Linked DNA regions of Homo sapiens: region 1 is linked to region 2. A link is a loop called in an ENCODE intact Hi-C map of the cell type or tissue named here. Cell type or tissue: sigmoid colon. All regions are shown on one strand. Links, peaks and the distances in the headings refer to the core of each region. The heading gives the core; the rest is flanking DNA. Region 1 holds the start of LOC107984192 (a long non-coding RNA gene). Region 2 has its middle 27 kb from the start of LINC00702.

What was found. Hi-C counts contacts between places; a loop is a spot of excess contacts. Peaks named below come from ENCODE experiments on the same cell type or tissue, not always from the same donor. Only the 100,000 strongest peaks of a DNase experiment are listed, where the experiment ranks them.
Region 1: it touches region 2 in a loop (2.0-fold over the local background); 2 of 110 quality-filtered maps call a loop at or near these places.

What each region holds. Positions count from the first base shown.
Region 1 is chr10:3,477,289-3,487,643 of GRCh38, reverse strand. All of the region lies in intron 3 of LINC02669 (long intergenic non-protein coding RNA 2669), which reads left to right. All of the region lies in intron 1 of LOC105376360 (a long non-coding RNA gene), which reads right to left. The region is part of intron 1 of LOC124902538 (a long non-coding RNA gene); the gene reads right to left. It overlaps LOC107984192 (a long non-coding RNA gene), which reads right to left and starts at 4,097. Exons shown (of 2, transcript XR_001747329.1): 1 at 2,161-4,097; 2 at 1-1,823. RefSeq lists an enhancer at 436-1,635. In sigmoid colon, for the core only: no CTCF peak of the experiment used is centred there; DNase peaks (open chromatin) are centred at 3,288 and 5,143; H3K27ac peaks cover 2,553 bases.
Region 2 is chr10:4,265,901-4,276,255 of GRCh38, reverse strand. No RefSeq gene overlaps it. Among named protein-coding and RNA genes, the nearest start is that of LINC00702, 27 kb to the right of the region's middle. In sigmoid colon, for the core only: no CTCF peak of the experiment used is centred there; a DNase peak (open chromatin) is centred at 5,955.

The sequences.
Region 1 (10,355 bases), core at 1,200-9,199, 790 kb after region 2:
CTGGGCCAGCGACACCCATCTTAAGTCACAATTGAGAATACAAGCAAGACACGCTGAAATCTACCAGAATAAAGGTCCATCTTCACAGAACAAGCCTGTTTACACTTGAACCCACAGTTTTTCAGTCATATCCAGACTTCAAGGAGGGAAGAGGGCTCCACCGCAGGCTTCCTGTAGCAAGCATGGGGGCCATATCTGAGTCCCCTGTGGCGTTCTGTCACCATAGACTGTGACTTTCAAACAGCACAGTCACTTCTCACAGTGTTAAAGGTCAGAAGTCCCAGATCAAGGTTCTGGCAGATCTGGTATCTGGTGAGTATCTGCTTCCTGGGTCATAGATGGCGGCTTCTCACTGTGTCCTCACATGGTGGAAGGAGTGAGGAAGGAGTGAGGGAGCTCTCCAGGATCTCTTTCAAAAGGGCTCGAATCCCATTCATGGGGGGTCCACCTTTATGAGTTCATCATATCCTAAAGCCCCCACCTCCTAACACCATCACCTTGGGGGTGAGAATTTCAGCATGTGAATTAGGGGGAGACTCAAACATTTACACCACAAACAGGCAAAGAGCCTGCAGCTGCTAGTGAGGCCACGGCATCTCCCTCCTGACCAATCTCCTCTTCTGCAAATTGCAGCTGCTGGGACAGGACCCAGGAGGTTCCGGAGGATCAGGAGGTCCACCTGGGAGAAGAGCTGATCGGCTAGTAGGAGAGCTGGAAAAGCAACAGACACCTACTTAGTCCCTTCCCTGGGGCCCGGCTCCAGTCTGAGCTGTCACGCCACAGCAAAGGCATCACTTCAGGACAGCAAAGCCCCTGTCTCCCTCCCTTCCAGCTCCTCAGACTTCACCCTGGTAACACGTTTGTTTAAAAAACATATTTTTCCCCCTTGTAAAGAATCTAGGATACAAGGGGTCAGCCCAGCAGTTTAGGTATCAAGAAGAAACTGCTCTCGGAGCTAAAGTAAGAAACAGTGCCTGTCTATAGCGCAAATAAAGAGTTGGAACAAGATAAAAGGCAGTGATCCTTCACCAGCCAATCTCCAGGTGGATCTCAGGAATCCTGTGTGATGTGTGACATCATCTGGGAAAGCCCCGCAGTTGCCATGGAGACGCACCTCCCAGGCCTCGGGAAGCTGCCCCACCTCTCTGCCACCTTCTTCCAGACTGGTCATGGCAGGCTGGCTCTGATCTGGGTCCCAGACAGAGGGGAATTGGTTTGCCTTTTTTCTTTTCTTTTCTTCTTTTTTTTCTTTTCTTTTCTTTGTAAACTGCAATGACCGTGTGTGTGTGTGTGTTTGTGTGTGTGTGTCTGTGTATGCATATATATAAAGAAAGAGAGAGAAAAAAAAACAGAGTGCCCCACGACGCAAGGTGCCCACCTTGACAAATACACTGTGGGCAGACAATAAACCCTTATGAGGTTCTGGAGTGGCAGCAGCAATGGCCTCCTGCCCTCCTGGCGGGCTGGAGCCTCCTCCTGGCAGGTGGGGTAGGGTTGAAACATCAGAAATGCCGAGAAATGTCTCGGTGCAGCCTGATTACAGAGACACTTGTGATCCATGATTTCTGCTGCTCCACTGCTGAAAAAAAGAAAAAGGCCTGGAGTGCCTCATCCGCTGTGGTTTCTCTCCCATTTAAGTAAAATTGGAAACTTTTTTAAAAAGAAAGCACAATCATGTAATTAGTGCAGGCTCTCTTTTCTGGTTTTTTGAAAAGAGGCATTTTCACACACACCTTAGTCCATCTTAAACCCTTTCAACGTTCTGCATGCTCTTCCTAATTCCAGAGAGACAGAATTTTTATTTCCTTCGATCGCAGGGATACCTACAATGGAATTTACGTCTCAATTAACAGTTTGACCAAGGGTTTACAAGTGGTTGAATGGAGTACAAATGAAGAATTCGAAGAAACGCAAAGAGAGAAAGTGGACCGCCCATAGACACCTGCTCTATGCAAACAATGGACTCCTTCCCTTTATCTTAAGGGGTCTTACGCTACCTGTTTCTACGTCCTTTGCTGGTTCCCATGACAGAAATACACACGTTTCAGACAAGATTAAAATACAAAATCCCAACCATAGCCTCATCTTTGCACACACACTCTCTCATTTCCTGTTGGTACCAGCACTTTTCTATTTCGGTCCTGGGTATGGCTCACTAACCTACAGCAGCTTCCTCATTTGCACTTGACGTCTTCCCAAACAGCATTTAAGGGACGGAGCACAGCCCAGAAGGCAGAAGCGAAGGACAACTGCCAACCCCAAGGGGGAGCAGAGATCTGGGAAGGAAGACACTCATGGTAAAGGTAAAACCAAAGAAATCACACGCCTAGGAAATAACAGATTCTTCTGCATAAAATAGACTTGTGAGAAACTAATTGCTACAGATTTTATCTCGCCCAAAATAAACCGCAGGGAAGATATCATGAGCATACTGTAACGCATAAAATCTTGACACTCGTGCTAAAATACTCAAAATATACCCTGGAAGGTTGGAGCTTGTCTTCAGTGTTGGGTTCTGCAAATTATTTCAAACAGCTCGCCATATTTGTGGTATCACATTGAACCGGGTGTGAGAGGCGGGGAAGAAACAAAGTAGACACAGCTCTTCCTTGGAGATGTCTATCCCAGAAGGCGGTTTCCGAACAGCCCAGGAGAGAGGAAAGCTCCATTTCAGAGATGCAGACATGTTGGCCAGGACCGCGGAGGGAGGTGGCCAAAGGACCCCCTTCTCAGAGGCAGGGACTTGGAATTTCTGCCCCACGGCCTCTGGGAGAGTGGAGGCTGCTCTCGGGCAATTATCCCAAATGATTGTTTATCACTCCCAGTTCCAGAAGGCCTGGAAAGATTACATTCCAGAGACTTGATCACTGAAAATGCCCGGGTGGAAGCTGTAATTACGGCTTTCTCAGAGCCTACAGCATCTCCCCTGGGATTATTTGCATAAAGTCATTTCCTGTGGCAATTGCTGAACACAACAGTGCCCTCACTGTCATCCTACAGGCCATGAAGAGGGCTGCCTAGGCGAGTGTTTCAGCATAAATGTGTGCTCAGCAACCTCTGTGCGGCTGCCTCTTTGTAAAAATAAACATGCGGTGGAGTTTCTCTGTCCCCCGTCAAGCCCTGCAGTTAATTATAGGATATCTGGAGTCGTCAAGCATTCCCATGGAGCATGGAGGGAGGTGACTTTACAACTAGCAGGTTTCCATCAGAAGGTGACGGCAGTGACAGTGGAGCTCAGACTGGACTGGCGCTCCCCTTACTAGAAACCAGAGGGAGAGGAAATCAAGAGCCAGGGCGGGGTGAATTTCAAACAGCCCAGGGCTGGAGCCGGAACGGGAACCCCAGCTCCACCTCATCAGGGCCAAATAACCAGCTGCTATGAGGGGGCAACATGCTATCGGGATAAAGCATATGAAACCATAGAACCTTCAACAATAGGGCGTGAAGAAAAAAACAGAAAAATAAGGCCACACGGGCCCAGAAGGAATGCATTGCTCAGTGGCCCCAACAGAGAAAGTGGAACCACGTGAGATATTTCCATAAAACTCAGTCTGCACTCTCAACCCCATGGTGGAAGTCACAGGGACTACCCTTGAAGAGGCTCTGTACATCCTACAGGAGCCTGCAGAGAAAAAGGCAAGCAGCTGGGAAAGAACTGGATGCAGGGGCTTGGTGGGGACAATGTCCCCCTTCTACTCACAGCGGAGTGGGTCGGGAGGAGAGCCCTGTGGTGAGATCCCGATAGGCAGAGGCCGCGCTTCCTGATGCCTTCCTGAGGAGGAGTTCAGGAGCTTTCTCTCACTTCTCTTCTCTGAACAATGCCATGCCTGTCATGCTGTAGCTCCCTGTTCCAAACCACATGCACATGTATACATGCCTATACACACATATGTGGACACATGCAGACGTACACGTACAGGCAGCCACACACATGCATACATGCCTATACACACATGTATGTGTACACAGAGATGTACACATACAGACAGGCACACACATGCTTATATAGGTGCGTACATGCATGCACACATTGTACGTGTGTACACATAGGCATGTGCACACATACATGCACATGTTAACACACATATAGACATGTACTTTCTTGCACACAAACCTACATACACATAAAGATTTACACGTGCACATGCATGTGCACATATGCAAACACAGGCACAGGTACATGTACCATACAGGCATCCACATACACATGTGTACACATACCACATGGGCATGTAGACATACATACACAGAACATTCAAATTGGCTTTTTTTTTGAGAGAGGGTCTTGCTCTGTCACCCAGGCTGGAGCACAGTGACATGATCATGGCTCACTGCTCCTCGACCTTCTGGGCTCGAGCAACCCTCCACCTCAGCCTCCTGAGTAGCTGGGACCACAGGCAGGCACCACCACCCCTGCCTAATCTTTTCAAATTTAATAGAGACAAGGTCTTAACCTAGGTCTCACTATGATGCCTGGGCTGGTCTGGAACTCCTGTGCTCCATTGATCCTCCTGCCTTGGCCTCCCAAAGTGCTGGGATTATAGGTGTGAGCCACCATGCCCAGCTGACTTATTCTTCATATTAACTTTACTTACACTACTAATTGTTTGCTTAAACGTCAGTCTGCCTCCTAATTTCCAATCTTATAGGCAAGGATGATGACCTAACACCCATCATAAATGACCCATGAAAACTTTGAGCTGCTAGATTCACCTTGACTTTTATCTTCAGCCACTTTGCCATGGGAGCCCCTTAGATGACCCTAGAGGATCTCAAACAAATGCTTCCCAAGAATGCACTCCAATAAAGTACAGAATGCCACTGTTTCCCAGGCAAGGACTGACGCCAGTGTGTGTCCAGCCATGCACAGGAAAGTAACAATGCAATCTTACACACTTTCATTTGTCATAGTGCATGATTTCTTTAAAAGGAAATACCTAAAACACTCAGACTTAGCCTTCAAGGGAGCATCACCTAGGAAAGGTTTTCTCCCCTCTCCTGACTGTGGCACAAAACGAAGAATCTCCAATGTGCACGGGGACACTTTAATGAGATTTCCGTGACATCACTCTCTTTCTTCCCGTGCCTGATGATTCACGGCAGGCTTTTCAGGTTTCTTTGGTGCAATGGTCCAATTACAAACTTTATGCAAAAACGGTGTCAGGTTACAACATGTTGCAGAAGCACACGGGCAGGACATGGGCAGATTCGTTTCTGATGGATGTTTTGCGGTGACTAAGAAGCAGCTCCCAAGAGTGAAATGTTCTCCACACGTCTCAGAACCACCGGTGGCACCTCGGCCTCTGTCACAGCAGCATCGCTGCCCACGCCAGTTGCCCATGCAAACTTTGCAGGGCAAGTGGCTGCATCCGCTGGCTCTCCTATTCCGTGCACCACTGCCCTCCTCTACACACAGGGAGATGGCAGATCACTTTTCCTCTTTCCCATCTTTGTGAGATGAGAAAGTTTTCCTTGATATTGTCTCCTGTCAAATTCTAAGGTATGGGCTGATGCATGCCTTCCAAGGAAGACAGATCAAGTATCAAGGCAGCTCACCCCAGACCACCACTGAATTTCCAGCATTTCTACCCCAAACCTACTCTTTTGGAGATCTAACAAGCACCCCAAATGAATTTTCACATTTTTCTCCAATTCCATTGTTACAAATATTTTCATCTATTCATTTTAGTTTGTATGCATCGAGCAGTGTTATAAACACAATTTTGCCCTCCCCCATAAATTCATACGCTGAAGCCCTGATCCCCACAACCTCAGAATGTGACTGTATTTTCAGACAGGACATTTTAAAAGGTGGCTAAGTTAAAATGGTTATTTTAGGATGAACCCTAATCCGATGTGACTGGTGTCCTTAGAAGAAGAGGACATTTGGATACGCAGAGACACACAGAGGAATGACCCTGTGAGGACACGATGAAAGATCACATCTACAAGTCATGAGAGAGGCCTTGGGAGAAACCGACCCTGCCCATGCTTTGATCTCGACTTCCAGCCTCCAGAGCTGTGAGAAAATAGATTTCTGGGTTTCAGCTGCCCAGTGTGTAGTATTTGTTATGGCAGCCTGCATAGAATAATACAAGCACTCGAGGTGTCCCCGGCATTGTTACGGGTGAAGGAGACATGGTGAATGAACACCAGGCAATGCCCTCTTGTCTTATGTTCTAGTGGAAAATCCACATACAATTTGCTGAAGAGCGTAGCTGAACGAGTGAGTGTATAAATGAATTAATAAATAAACTATTTTTCCAGAGTTCACAAAAATTTAAACTTGAAGTGAGAGTATTTAGATGGTTTGTTTTCTAATTCAATGTATGCCAAAGGATAAGAAATAATGAAAGTATTTTGTTCCTGTTTCTACATATTTCTTTTTCAATCCACAATATTCATGACTGAGATCTTGAAAATGATCAGGGATTCCCATCATCAATGACTTGTAGAAAGGCAATGACCTTGTGGATCTTATCAGAGGCAGTGCAGTCCAAGGGTTACTTATGACATGGCTGTAATTCCCCATGTCTGCTGGTGATACTGTGGACTAGAACAGAGTTTCTCAACCCTGATTCCACATAGAAAGCAACCAGGGAGCTGTGAAATGCTTATGCCTGGGTCCTGCCCCCAGAGAGTCTGATGTGATGGATCTGGAGTGAGGCCTGGGCATCAGAGATGTTTAAACCTCCCCTACCCCACCCCAGCTAATTCTAAGACTCAGTCAAGACCAAGAGCTTCTGCTTTGGAACATGCCGAGTGAGGTTCCGGCATTCCCAGCCCACTCCAGCTTCCCAGTAGGACTCAAAACTGCCTGCTTTGCCCATCACCTTGAATCCTTGAGCTTTGCTGAGGGTCAGGCTGCTGAGTGTGGATAGCAATCCGATGCAATCCAACAAGTCTTTACTAAGAGCCTGTGGCAATGGACAGTTCATGCAGGAATACTTATTTATAAGGTGTCCCCCCAAACTCAAGGTATTTACAGTTTTTGGGGGGTGGAGGAGGTTCAGGGGCAAGTCCAGGGGGTTGAAGCAGACAGGGAGAGAAAACATACCCATTAAGCACTAGACAGTTTGGATTATGTCTTCTGAGTGAGAACTGAAGTCGCAGGGAACCCGCTGTGAGTCAGCAGGTTCACCTGAAGCCATCCGTTTTTACCACAGTGCTGTGCTCTTACTGTTATTATCCCCACCTCATAGACTAGTAAACGAAGGCCATGTCACTTTCCCAGAGTCACATGGCCAATGAGGGCAGAGCTGCCCTTGACCTTAGGTCTGAGACGCCTCAAAGCCTCACTCTTTCAATCATAAGACTTGGTCAATTATAGCAAGTTCTAGAAGACTTCAAAGAACAACATCAAACACAAAGGATACATACAGGCAAGTGCATGTGCCTGTCTCTGTGGCCCATTCTTTCTAACGATTTACCCACAGGCCTTTCTGAAAAGCCTCAGCGCAGAGCTGAGCCCCAACAGGCTGGAGGCAGCGGTCATCTCCTGCCTTCTGGGATGTGGCTTGATCCTAAGTGTCCTGTTAAAGTGATCAAGAACCTCCCCAACAAGACGCTCTGGGTTCTGCTCAGGGTGACTTTATCTCTTGTTCTACAAGCAACCTTTGGGTGCTGAACTCAATCCTGTTTTACTTGTCTCTCAAATCTAGTTCTTCACATGGAGGCCTGTGATGGACTCGTTCAAGATCTTGCCCCCATGGCCTCGGGACTGCACTAATTCCTCAACTCCCCCTCCAGCCCCTCTCAGTCAGACAATAGCCTCATCCACAACACCACAAATGTGAGTGTGATGCCCCCTCAGCTGGTCTTTTGATGGCATTTCATTAGACTCCCCATAAAGCCCCAAGTACTCAACAGCTCACATCCATCCCCACAATGACATAAATCTTCACCTTCCCTCCAGGGTCTTAGTTCTATAGGTTCTCATTCCTCTTCACTCTGGGGAACTGGCTCAGCTTTAGCTTTGACTAGATATCATCACTCTTTCTTATCTCTGGACCTTCACACTTTCGGGGGGATACTAGGTCTTTGGGCCCAAAACTTTATTGACTCAAGTAATTCCTAAAAGCCCATTTCTCAGAAGAGCCTTCTTGGATGTGCGAAAAAGACACAGTGCCTTCCACACACACACACTCCTGTGATCCCCAGCTTGCTCTCCTGCGGGGGAACTTGTCACCACAGGCTGTGGATGCTCTGTGATGGATTCCGCATACACACTCTCGTTTCTGTGTTCACTTGTCCACAAGAGCTGTACATCAGCATGGCCTTGCCTGAGATTTTAATGCTTAGAGCATGCATTCATCTCCTTGCTTCTCACCAAGATTCCCTTTCTTGGTGCAAAGCTGGATTATCAGGCGGAGGCCTAGCAGGCAGCAGAATTGCACTCTTACCTTTCAGAGGAGAGACACTGATGGAAAGACTATTTACAGATTTTGGGGCAGAGCTAAGGGTCTCTGAAGGGGTGCTGGGGCCGCTTGAGCCCAGCAATAGCAGGAAGGCTGGAGAGAGCAAGGAAGGAAATGGAGCTGCCAGCACTCAGTGGGACATGGAGCTACGGAGAAGCAGCCGACCAGCGGTGGCCACTAACACCCTGGATGGACACAGGGGCTGCCCGTGCGCTAATGCTCCAAGAGCAAAGAGAAAATACCACATCCTCCCTCTTCTCCGTCCTCCTGTCTCCAGCCAGTGACTTTCATTGGCCAACCCCACAGGAAGGCAGCCAGCCAGGGAGCTGGTTAGTACCATCCTTTAGGGTCAGCCTCCCAGGACAAGATCAGGACATCAGTCATGGAGAATGGGTGAGAGGCAGGGGATGGAGTGGGAAAAACCCAAAACCTGTTGATTCTCAGTATAATCAGCTGGCAGAAGGTTGGGCCATTGGGAAAGGAATCATCAGATGTTGAGTTTGCTCAGATGTAACCTTGACTTAGGAAAAGTTCCTTTTGGAATATCAGCTCCAGGGAGACTGGTTGCTGTCATGTTACTCAAGGATGAACCCCCATCAGTTCCAGCAATGCCTGGCACAGCTTACGGGCTTCATTAGTGAATTAATTAATTAAACATTTAACATGTCTTTGAGTAAAAAAAAAAGTGTTGGGTGTTTTGTGAGGGCTTCTGATAGAACAGTAGTTTGTCCATGTTTTCCCACTTTCATGGGGGCGGAAGTCACCCTGGATGAGTGGGATTTATAAAGGCCATGCCTCCAAATGCATGAGAAACATGAGGCTGCAAGGCTGCCTCTGAGACTGGGAGTGAAACCCTCCTCTCTGGGTCTGTATCTTCTCTCACTTCTACATCCTCTTTCCCAGAAGTATAAATTATGATGCTCATTGAACCCTCCCAGCCTCCTCCAAATTTAGAATTTTAGAATCATTTTATTTTAAGAAATGTCTTTTAAGGTGAGCAAATTCACATCATCAATACATGTTGGCTTTAACCTTCAGATCCGGTCACAGCATTTCTGATTAAACTTCTTACCTCCCTGCTACACCAAGCCTTTGAAATATTATTTTACAAAATAGTTGCTGTTGGACATAAATAGAATTTCTCTCCTGCTCTATTCTGTGTGGCTTACTCGTATATCTTCTGTGTCCATTTCCACCATTTCCTCATTCTACCTGATGAAATCTATGCTATGGGAAGACAGGCATTTTTGACTCCTTTGTTTAACAACGTATCTCAAAGAACTAGAACAGCAGCTGACTCATATAAGTGAGCAACAAAAATGTGTTACACAAGTGAAAGGTTTCAGTGTTTACGCCACTTGAGACATTGCCCTAGATGCAGTGGGTGTTACTGTGAGAAATCATAGCCTCAACCTTTGAAATACTTGTAGTCTAGCATAGCACAGAAGAGCAGGGACTTTATTCTGAATTATCCTCTAGCTCTCACAAGAAAAAAAGAGGTGAGGAGAAACATCAGAAGAGGAGAGAAAATAAATTACAATGAGTTACCTTATTTTCCTGTAGGTATTGGGCATTTGCACTCTCTTCCTGTGAAATATATATGTATAATTGTTACTTTGTAATATTTTCACATTCATTTATAAAAGTAAAGATGTCCATTATATTTATATATCACTCTGTTACATATATTGTGAGGATGTTTTTTCTGATTCATCATGGATCACATACTTTGTTTTCCATATCAATTGCCGTAAATGTTTATTAACGAACTCGTAAATAATCATATCTGTCAACATGGTTTTAGAATGAGAGAAAATATAAACAGAGAAATGTGCCCCTGGTGGGGAAAAAAGAAAAGGAGAAAGAAAAGAAGGCTCTGTAGGTTTATGTGCGATGCTTCCAAAACCCCACAAATGGAGCTGCTCACCAGCCGTCCTG
Region 2 (10,355 bases), core at 1,042-9,041:
ATGAGGATGCATGGGAGACAACTCTAAGGACAATACTGCTCCATAAAATTCATTGAGTATTGTTATTGCTTCTGTTGTTTTTCACCTGCAACCTCTGGCACCCAAATTGTAGCATCCTCTTCAGCTGTGAGCTGCCGCATTTACTCACTTATCTCCTTTATGCTGAACAGTATTGAAAGTGTTTTTCAGGGTAGGCAGGTTTAAGGCAGGGACAAAAGTAGATACCCTTCTTCTCTGAACACTTTAAAACATATCTGCTTCATATGAATTAGTAATTAAGTACCATAGTCCTGCCTTATCCACAGTTTCACTTTTCACAGTTTTAGTTATTGGTGATACAGTGAAATAAGAGAGACCAAATTTAGATAACCTTTTATTATAATATATTGCTATAATTGTTCAATTTTATTATTAGTTATCATTGTTAATGTCTTACTCTGCCTAATTTGTACATCAAACTTGGTCATAGATTTGTAGGTATAGGAAAGAACATGGAGTATGTGGGGCTTGGTAGCATTGGAGGTTTCAGGCATACACCCGGGGTATTGGAATGTATCCCCCATGGATAAGGTGAGAACTGTTGTTAACATTAGGCTAAGAATCTTAATCCTTACTATTTCAGTATCATTTTAATTTTCAGACAATTGATAGAGGTAAAAGTCATGTGAGTAAAATTTTTCAATTCACAGGATAATAGAAAATAAAATAATATCCCAAGATTTAAAGAATGAACAGATATTGTATGTTGATATTTTGTAGGTTATATATAATCTCAGTTTTGTTTTTTTTTCTAAATACAGTAAGAAAGTAGCCTAGGTCAATTTAAAACTAATTATCACAGAAGTTTTGACTCAATGTAGAAATTGTCAAAATTGTATTCTCTCAAAAAAACAGTTTTGATAATGTTATCAAGTTTCCTAACTAGAAAATGCTGATTATTGACAAGATCATATTATAATGGTTTTCCTTGAAGGAAAAGGGGGAACACAGTACATTAGTTTTTAAAGTTGTTTAAGATATACATGACTACAAGTTATACTTTTTAAATTTTTTTTAAATTTTAAGCTCTCGGGTACATGTGCAGGAAGTGCAGGTTCATTACGTAGGCAAACATGTGCCATGGTGGTTTGCTGCACCTATCAACTCATTACCTAGGTATTGAGCCCAGCATGCATTAGCTGTTTATCCTGATGATCTCCCTCCCCCCATCCCCCAACAGACCCCAGTGTATGTTGTTCTCCTCCCTGTATCCATTCTCATCATTCAGTTCCCAGTTATAAGTGAGAACATGCAGTGTTTGGTTTTCTGTTCCTGCATTAGTTTGCTGAGGATAATGGCTTCCAGCTCCATCCATGTGCCTACATAAAACATGGTCTCATTCCTTTTCATGGCTGTGTAGTATTCCATGGTGTATATGTACCACATTTTCTTTTTCCAGTTTATCACTGATGGGGATTTGGGTTGGTTCCATGTCTTTGCTATTGTTAATAGTGCTGCAATAAACATACTCATGCATGTATCTTTGTAATAGAATTATTTATATTCCTTTGGGTATATACCCAGTAAGGAGATTGCTGGGTCAATAGAGTGGGATAAAATTTTTACAATCTGTCCATCTGACAAAGGTCTAATGTCAAGGATCTACAAGGAACTTAAACAAATTTACGAAAAAAAATTCAAACAACTCCATTTAAAACTGGGCTAAGGAAATGAACAGAAACTTCTCAAAAGAAGACATTCATGTAGCCAACAAACATGTGAAATAAAACTCAACATCACTGATCATTAGAGAAATTCAAATCAAAACCACAGTGAGATATCATCTCACTCCAGTCATAATGGCGATCATCAATAAATCAGAAAACAACAGATGTTGGCGAGGTTGTGGAGAAATAGGAATGCTTTTACACTTTTGGTGAGAACATAAATTAGTTCAACCATTGTGGAAGATGGTGTGGCTATTCCTCAGAGATATTATACTTCTTATTCAGTCTTTACTTTTTAAAATTTTGCTTGCTTCGTTATAGACTAAAAGTCTATTGTGTACTAAGATGAGGTAATATTTGTGTTCTCATCTAAAGTTGTCCTGGACATTTCAAAAGTGCATAGTCTGCAGGTTTTGGCTATTAAAATTGTATGACTTTTTTGTTGGTCAGAGTTTTCCAGAGAAACAGAAATCACAGGATGTTTCCATATGTAGATGTATAAGTAGAATAAGGAATTGGCTCACATGACTATAGAGGCTAAGTCCCATGATCTGCCATCTTTAAGCTGGAGACACAGGAAAGTCGGTGGTGTAAATTCCAGTCTGAGTCTCACAGCCTGAAAATCAGCAGAGCCAACACAAGTTTCAGTGCAAGGGCCAGAGAAGACCAGGGTCTCAGCTCAATCAGTCAGACAGGGGAGACAGCTTGCCCTCCTCTGTTTTTCGCTCCATTGGGGCTGTCCCTTGGTTGGATGAGAGCCACCAACACTGGGAAGGCTCTCAGTCCATCCATTCAAAGGCTAGCCTCCTCCAGATACGCCCTCACAGGCACACTTGGGCACAATGTTTAGCTAAATATCTTGGCACCCTGTGTCCCAGTCAAACTGACACATAAAAGTAACCATTACAGCTCTGCAGAAAGTCTTCGTCTAAATAGAAAAGTACAGGTATAACTGTAATACTGTTAGAGTAATTCTTTTTTTCATTATGGATTTACTATAGTGCAGCCTTTTCTCAATAGAATTTAAATTTTTTTCGGTATACATATTCTATGAAAGCACAAATGTCTTTGCTAGTAAATATTCTTTAAAAACACAATCTCCAGTTTCATAGCAACCAAGATTATGGTTAAATATGCAGACATTTGGGTTTATATAGTAGTCAAGAAAATACATTTCCAACAAGATCCAAACAAAAAGCAAAACTAACAAAATCTCACTTTTCCTCCTGTAATTTTTTTACAATAATTAACAAATATAATTTCTTCCATTTCTCCAGATAAAGTTCAGTACATACTAATATAGTTAACAAAAATTTAAATTTTTTTTAGTAGCAAGCTTGCCTGATGGAAATGGTACTCCATTTGAGCGCCTTGGTATTAGAGTTTGATGAAATAGTTTTGATGTGTTTATTTATGTTTATCTCAGAGCAAGAGAGTAATGATAGATGTTTCTGATTTGGTATAATTGAGAAATCTAGATTAAAATGTAATCCTCTTTTATTTTGAAATAACACAAATTATTTCATCATCTTCTTTCAAAATGGCCATTAATGATTTTTCTCAAGGAAGTTAAATTTTATTCACCATATTAATTAGTTCTAGTCATTCAAATGAATGTACTAGTCTTATAAAGTAATTATGCCATAAAACTGTCCCTTTGAAATGTCAATAAACCTATTTCTACTTTTCCATCACAATATTTGTTAATATAGATGTCACATTCTACAAGGACAAAAAGCCACAAGCAACTGTAGATTGAAATAAGTCGTTGTAACACAGAATATTCCCATTTATATTATTGAATAAATAGGTCTATCCAGTTTACAAGTAAGAGTAAAATACAAAATCTTTTGCAGAACAACATTCATACATTTCATTCCAAAAGATCTAAAAAATCAAGAATTCTACAAACAAAAGCAAAACAAATTGTGTTAATTCTATACCCTGTTTATGTTTGCGAGGTAAAATATATATATATATATATATATATATATATATATATATATATATATAAAATAAATCTAAAACACAAACTTCTATTAAAAAATCCATGAAAAAAGAATGCACTTTTAATGAAACAATACAGCAGTCAAGAACCACTCAAAACTCAGAATACTTTAACGGGGTGGTTATTGAGGAAATTAAATTTCCAAAGCTTGTCCCCTGAGACCTAAGAAAGTTAGACAAGTAGAAGGTGGTGCTGTGTTTTATCTTGGTCACTGAATGTTAAAAACCCGGGTGGGTGGGTGGGTGACATAAATGCTCATTCTCTGCTCATGACACTAAATTGGCACAGGCCCTTCAAGAGCAATTTGGTGGCATTAAGTAAAACTGGAGACAGTCATGCAGTTTTACCAAGTAATCACATTTGTAGATACCTGAAGGAAGCCTCAAACTTACATTAAATGGGAAAATGAGGCGAAGTGTAAAAAAAGAAAAAAATGAAAAATATTAGAAAACAACTTAAAAAAAAGAAATCTTGCTTAAAACAATCTGTACTATCCATAAACATATGATAAAATATTACCTTCTTGAAATAATAAAAAAATCAAGAAAAGATAAAAGGAACATTCAGATAGCCAAGAAATAGGATTTGGTGTGAAATACAATGAGAAGGAAATATCCTAGAACCTAGAAAGTAGAACAAAGGAAATGAGGGGTTAGGTCAAGGATGAGAACAGTCAGATTTTGGGAATAGGTAATCAGCACTGAGTAAAACAGAAGGGAATTTCCAGGATAACAACTGAGAGAAGCCCTGGGCTGGCCACTGGGTACCAGTTGCAGAGCCACCGTCAGATTGCAGCAGAGGCAGAGGCCCCAGGGGACCCAAGTAAATGTCCCTTTGGTTGCTGCTCTGTCGCAGAAATCTTTTTATTTCCCTGTGGGAAAATTTCATTCTTCCCTAAATTCTGACTGAACACATTAAAATATTGTCAACTCATTAAGTACACTGACTTAAAAAAATCAAAATGGAACATACATCCAATTGCCTTCTGAAAAAAAGAGAACTTTTTTTTGAGATCTCACATGTATGACACTGGTGACTGCCTCCTCACTTTTGTCAGATTTAATTGGAAGCTGCAGCAACAAATAGCTCCCGCATTTCAGCGGCTTGCGGCCCCTGCATGTTGTTGCTGGTGTTCTGTGGAGTGTGCTGGAGACTACAGCTCCCTACGCTACTCCTGTCTTCTTCTGGGACCAAGGCTGGATAAGCGTGGTACCCTGCAGCAGCTAAGTGTGTCTGTGCCTGCTAAACGAACTGCAAAAGGAGCTGCATGCTACCAGCAAATCCTAGACACATGTTCCTAAAAAAGACTAGCAAAAAAAAAAATAAAACATCCTTCACTCCGTGCACTATTATTAGAATCAGTCTTAAGGAGCATAACAGAAGAAAAGAAAAATAACTGAAATATTCACACCACAGAATACTACAAAACAGTTAACAAGTTTGCTTGGGTAACAGAATAAATTCTCCAAAAACTTTGTGACAAAAATATGTAAGAAATGGAATGTGCAGTGTGAGACACTTAAATTTTAAAATAGATAAAGCACTGCATGAAAAATTCATGAATATGCATATATAAAGGTAGCATAAAATATGAATAGGGTGACTGAAAACAAATTAAGGGTAACAGGTTATCTCAAAAGGGGAGAAAAGGGGTATTTCAGGGCTCAATAAGGGACCTCATGTTTAGTTTAATTTCTTTGAAAAGTGTGAAATGCATATGCCAAAATATGAAGATTTAAGAAAGCTGGCGGTTCATTATGTTATTCCCTATACCTTTTTTTATTCTTCATAATAAATTCTAAAATCTCAGACACTATGTAAACTGTAAATGCCCCTCTTATTGTCATCATTGGTGCAACTTGTGCAGCCCTGGGCAAGTACCTTCTGAGTACCTGGAGGTAAGGCTGATTATCTGCTTCATCTACTGGCATAAAATGAAAACTTAAAAAAAATGAATCAAAATTATGACCTCAGCAAAACTGGAGACTAAAATTAACATCCCTTCCCAAAACTCACCCTATCACCTAGTACCAAACTGACAAGTCATTGTGCTTATATATTCATGTGCATTCTTGCTAACTGACAGTTTCCCTTACAAAACTTTTTGCCCATTGTCTATCCTCTGCCTAATTCTTATCCTTCCCCAAATGCTCTCCAGGCTAAGTAAGAACAGATACACATGTAGTAGCCGAGATGACATCACAGCTCCAAGATTCACTTCCTGTGGCTGTCTGTGTTCTCTTACTGTGACGGTTATGGGCAGCCGGTGAGCAGGTCCTGCCCAGTAGTCCCGAATCTCAAACCCTTAAGGCTAAACTCACAGGAATTTAGCAAACATGCAACAAAGGAATGTAAAGGAAACAAACACATTACACAGTCCCTGTTTGCTCTCTTCCCATTTCTCTCTCAGGCATTTCTAATAGTTTTACAAAGTATAGCTAAAACAGGGAAAATGTACAGTTTTCCTAAAGCTAGGGTGGCCCAAGCCTAAGGGAAAAGAAATGTAGAATATCCCTTTGTGTGGGATCATCGCAGAACCACCACAAATCGATTTGTATTTTTTTAAAAGCAATAGAAATTTCATTTCCAAAAAAAAAAAAAAATCCTATGCTAACCTCTAAATTTTTATTTATGTATGTATGTATGTATGTATGTATTTATTTATTTTGAGCTAGGGACTCACTCTGTCACCCAGGCTGGAGTGCAGTGGCACAATCATGGCTCACTGCAGCCTCAAACTGTTCAGTTCAAGTGATTTTTCTGCCTCAACCTCCCCAGTAGCTGGGACTACAGGTGTGTGCCACTATGCCTGGCTAATTTTTTTTAAATTTTTTGTAGAGAAAGGGTCTCACTTTGTTGCCCAGGTTGGTCTCGAACTCATGGCCTCAAGCAATCCTCCTGCCTCTGCCTCCCAAAGTGTTAGGATTGTCGGCATGAGCCACTATGCCTGGCTCACATGCTCATTTTAGCCAGGGATCATTAGCAATAGCGGTTATAGAGTCAAATCTGTGTTTGTGATTTTTGGATATTTTATTGCCTGGAAGGTAAGAATTAATTGATTTTTTTAAGTTTGCTTGTGATTATATTATGTTCCTGAGCCATGAATATCATGCAAACCTTGCAATATCTTGCTGTGTTTGGCACTCAGAGTGTGGCTCTTGCTGACATGAAGTGAAGACTGCATTGGCTCTGACTTAGTCACATGCAGAATCTGAAATCCGATGAGCCCAATTCTAAATCTTGGGTCACCTTTAGCCTTACCTTTGAATTGTTTTCTTCACTTTCTTCCCTGGGAGAAAGCTCATTGCTAAAGACCTATGATAGCTTCAACATTTGAGTGAATTTTCATGCTATAAAATGATATGGGTTATTTTAAAACAAAATAGTACAAAATAATTTATCATTCATAACATTTTTCTATATCCATTTGCTCAAGCATGAGTTAGAATCCTCTTAAATTAAGGAAATGAAATTTCCTACACTGTTCTCTGGCATGGAAGCAGCATTCATTATGCATCTCCTAAATTTCCTCTTTACACCACCTCCCCTAAGGAAGGAGCTTGAACTCCCATGGAGAGTTTTCATCTCTTCTCATGTTTCCCTTCTTCAAGTCAATGGCCAGTCCTAAGCCACTTTGTTTTTCCTATCTGTCTAGTTTTATCTCTTTTCCCATCCCCGTGTCCATGGCAAAGCTTGTGGCAAGTATAGGTAGGTAGAAATAATTAATGCTGCGATATGGTTTGGCTGTGTCCCTACCCAAATCTCAACTTGAATTGTATCTCCCAGAATTCCCACGTGTAGAGGGAGGGACCCAGGAGGAGGTAATTGAATCACGGGGGCCAGTCTTTCCCATGCTAGTCTCATGACAGTGAATAAATCTCATGAGATCTGATGGGTTTATCACGGGTCTCTGCTTTTGCTTCTTCCTCATTTTCTCTTGCTGCCACCATTTAAGAAGTGCCTTTTGCCTCTCGCCATGATTCTGAAGCTTCCCCAGCCATGTGGAACTGTAAGTCCAATTAAAACTCTTTTTCTTCCCAGTCTTGGGTATGTTTTTATCAGCAGTGTGAAAACAGACAAATACGTGCTGAGACACGTGGCGTGGTCGGGGTAGAGCGGCAGATTTTATCAGGCTCCGGGTCTAGGTACAGCTGTGATGGGCATTGTGTTACTGTCCGTTTGAAAACTCAATTTACCATCTTAACCTCAGCCTTGAGGTAAGAAGCATGTTATGTTTCTTAGCATCTACTTATTGAGTACAAGTAACAATGTGTCTTCCCTGAGCTGGGTTTGCCTTTGGAGTTGCTCTGAAGTTTCAAATACAATAAGTCACGCCAGATCTTCCCACGGCTTAAAAACGCTTTAAACGTCACTTAGGATTCCTGAAGTCTTGCACATACCTCTTGATCATTTCAATAAAGTGGAATCAAATTTATCTGTCTAATCGAATGAAGACTTTTCCATAGGAAGTCCTAGTAAAACACTGAGTCTTTTGATCCTGAATACTCAGCCTCCATTGTATTTTCTCAGTGTCTCATTGTGTCACTTTATTTTGTTTTAGTAAGCTTATTTTTTCTTTGTTTTTCTTATTTTGTTTAAATTTTCACCATCAGACATTTGTCTGAAATCCAAGCTGATTAAGATAGCAACTTTCCCCAAAAGTTAAATTTCACTGGGACCTTCATATTTATTGCCCTCATAGATAATACCACTTCTTAGCAAAGACTCATAAACCATTTCTCACAGTACTGAAAACCTTTTCTGTTTTTTGAATTTTTACTCTTTAGAGCAAGGATCTTCCAGTTTCATATTTTTCTTACATTCCTGAAACAGCGAAATGGAACAGCTACCACTTTTTATTTGAGTAGCACAGAGAACAGAATACATGTAACTCATCATCACAGGGGCTACCATCATAAATACAGTTTGTAAAAGGAGACAGGATCCTTGGAAATGTTTCCAGCAGGTGGAGCACATCATGGCTCCAATCCATGTGCGGCTCCCCTTTATTGCTTACTAAGGATGCATATTTCATATCCTTTAAAAAAATAATAAAATCACACACATGACAGCAAGATTTAATAAGAGAGTCTCAAGCCAAAGAGTAACACCTAGTGCCAATCTGGATATTTTCTGGGGCATAGGATTGAGAAATTTCAGGAGACCTCTGAAAAAATACACATACAAATCCCCAAAATAAAAGCTCCAGAACACCTGGTGCTCCTCCCTGGGCCTCTGCGCCTGGCCATGCCTAGGACACAGGAGAAGGTGTGGGAGAAGTGCAACGCTCAAAGTCCACTCGTAATCCCTGCAAGACGCCCACGCATATTCCAGGAAGATGAGAAGGTATTCATTTTAATGCAGCATTCATAGTTTAACTAAATACATGACAGAACCCACGAATCAAAAAAAAAAAAAACAGCAAAACCCCATTTGTTTAAAACTGGGCAACAATTCCAGAAACTAATCAGTAAGCTCTTTCTACTCAACACACAAATTTGTCATCAACCTAATCATCGTCCTCAGCACACAATTACTAAGTTCCCACATCTGCAGGATGCTGTGCCAAACACTCTTGAAAACAAGTTACTCTGTCCCCGCAGGACTTGAGTCTTGAATACAGATGCATAAAGCAGGGCATTTGGATTGCACAATGTGAACACACACACACAAGCATGTCCATTCACACACACTCACATGTGAACATATACACACACACACACATGCATACCCACTTACACACCCTCGTGTGTGTGCATATATGCAGACACATGCATGCACACATACATGTGCATGCACACACTTGTGCACACACACACAATCTAATTATTAAATATATATATTGCAACCAACTGGGACACCCTCAGCTCTACTAAACAAAGAGGAACTTTATTGTATGCCATTGTATTGCATAATGTTTATGAATTAAAAGCAAAAGCCTTAGTGTGCTTGGCAGAGAACATAGATGCATACATCCTGTTTTCCTTCTTAGAGGAACAAATTGTATCTTAACTGCTTCACAGAAAATCATTACGTGTAGTACTCTCACATAGAATCTTTTAGTTATGCAATAAATACTTGTTGAATATAAATGATTACTTTCTAATCTATCTGTATTGTGAGAATGATTTTTTCCTCTATTTCTATATTAGCTGTTATTAAGAAGATTCATGCCTAAGTTCTTCTTTGCTGTCAATCTCTAAAACCCAATAGTCTGGTACTCCCTCAGATGAATCTATAACTTATTAAAAAGATCCTATGAGAATAACACAAATTCTATTATTTGTTGCCATTTTCTAGTCTACCACTGGGATATGATGGAAACACAGGTGTTAAGTGCCACCTCAAAAGCAATCATCTATGTACATAGACCGACTCCCTTTTACTCTGTTGGCTGCTAAGGGAAAGTACCTGATGTGCCATAATTAACATTCAACTGATGCCGCTGGAATTCACAGAATTTTAGTGTTTCTTGTTCCCCCTCAGCTTGTTACAGCCTCAGAGCATTCACCCACCGTGTCTCTGCCTGAAACACACTTCCTGAAGGTGCTTGCATGGACTGCTTCCTTGCTTTATTTAAATCTTTGCTTAAAAGCTTATTGCCACCACCACCAAGCTTCCCCACCAAGTCCAGTCTCTCT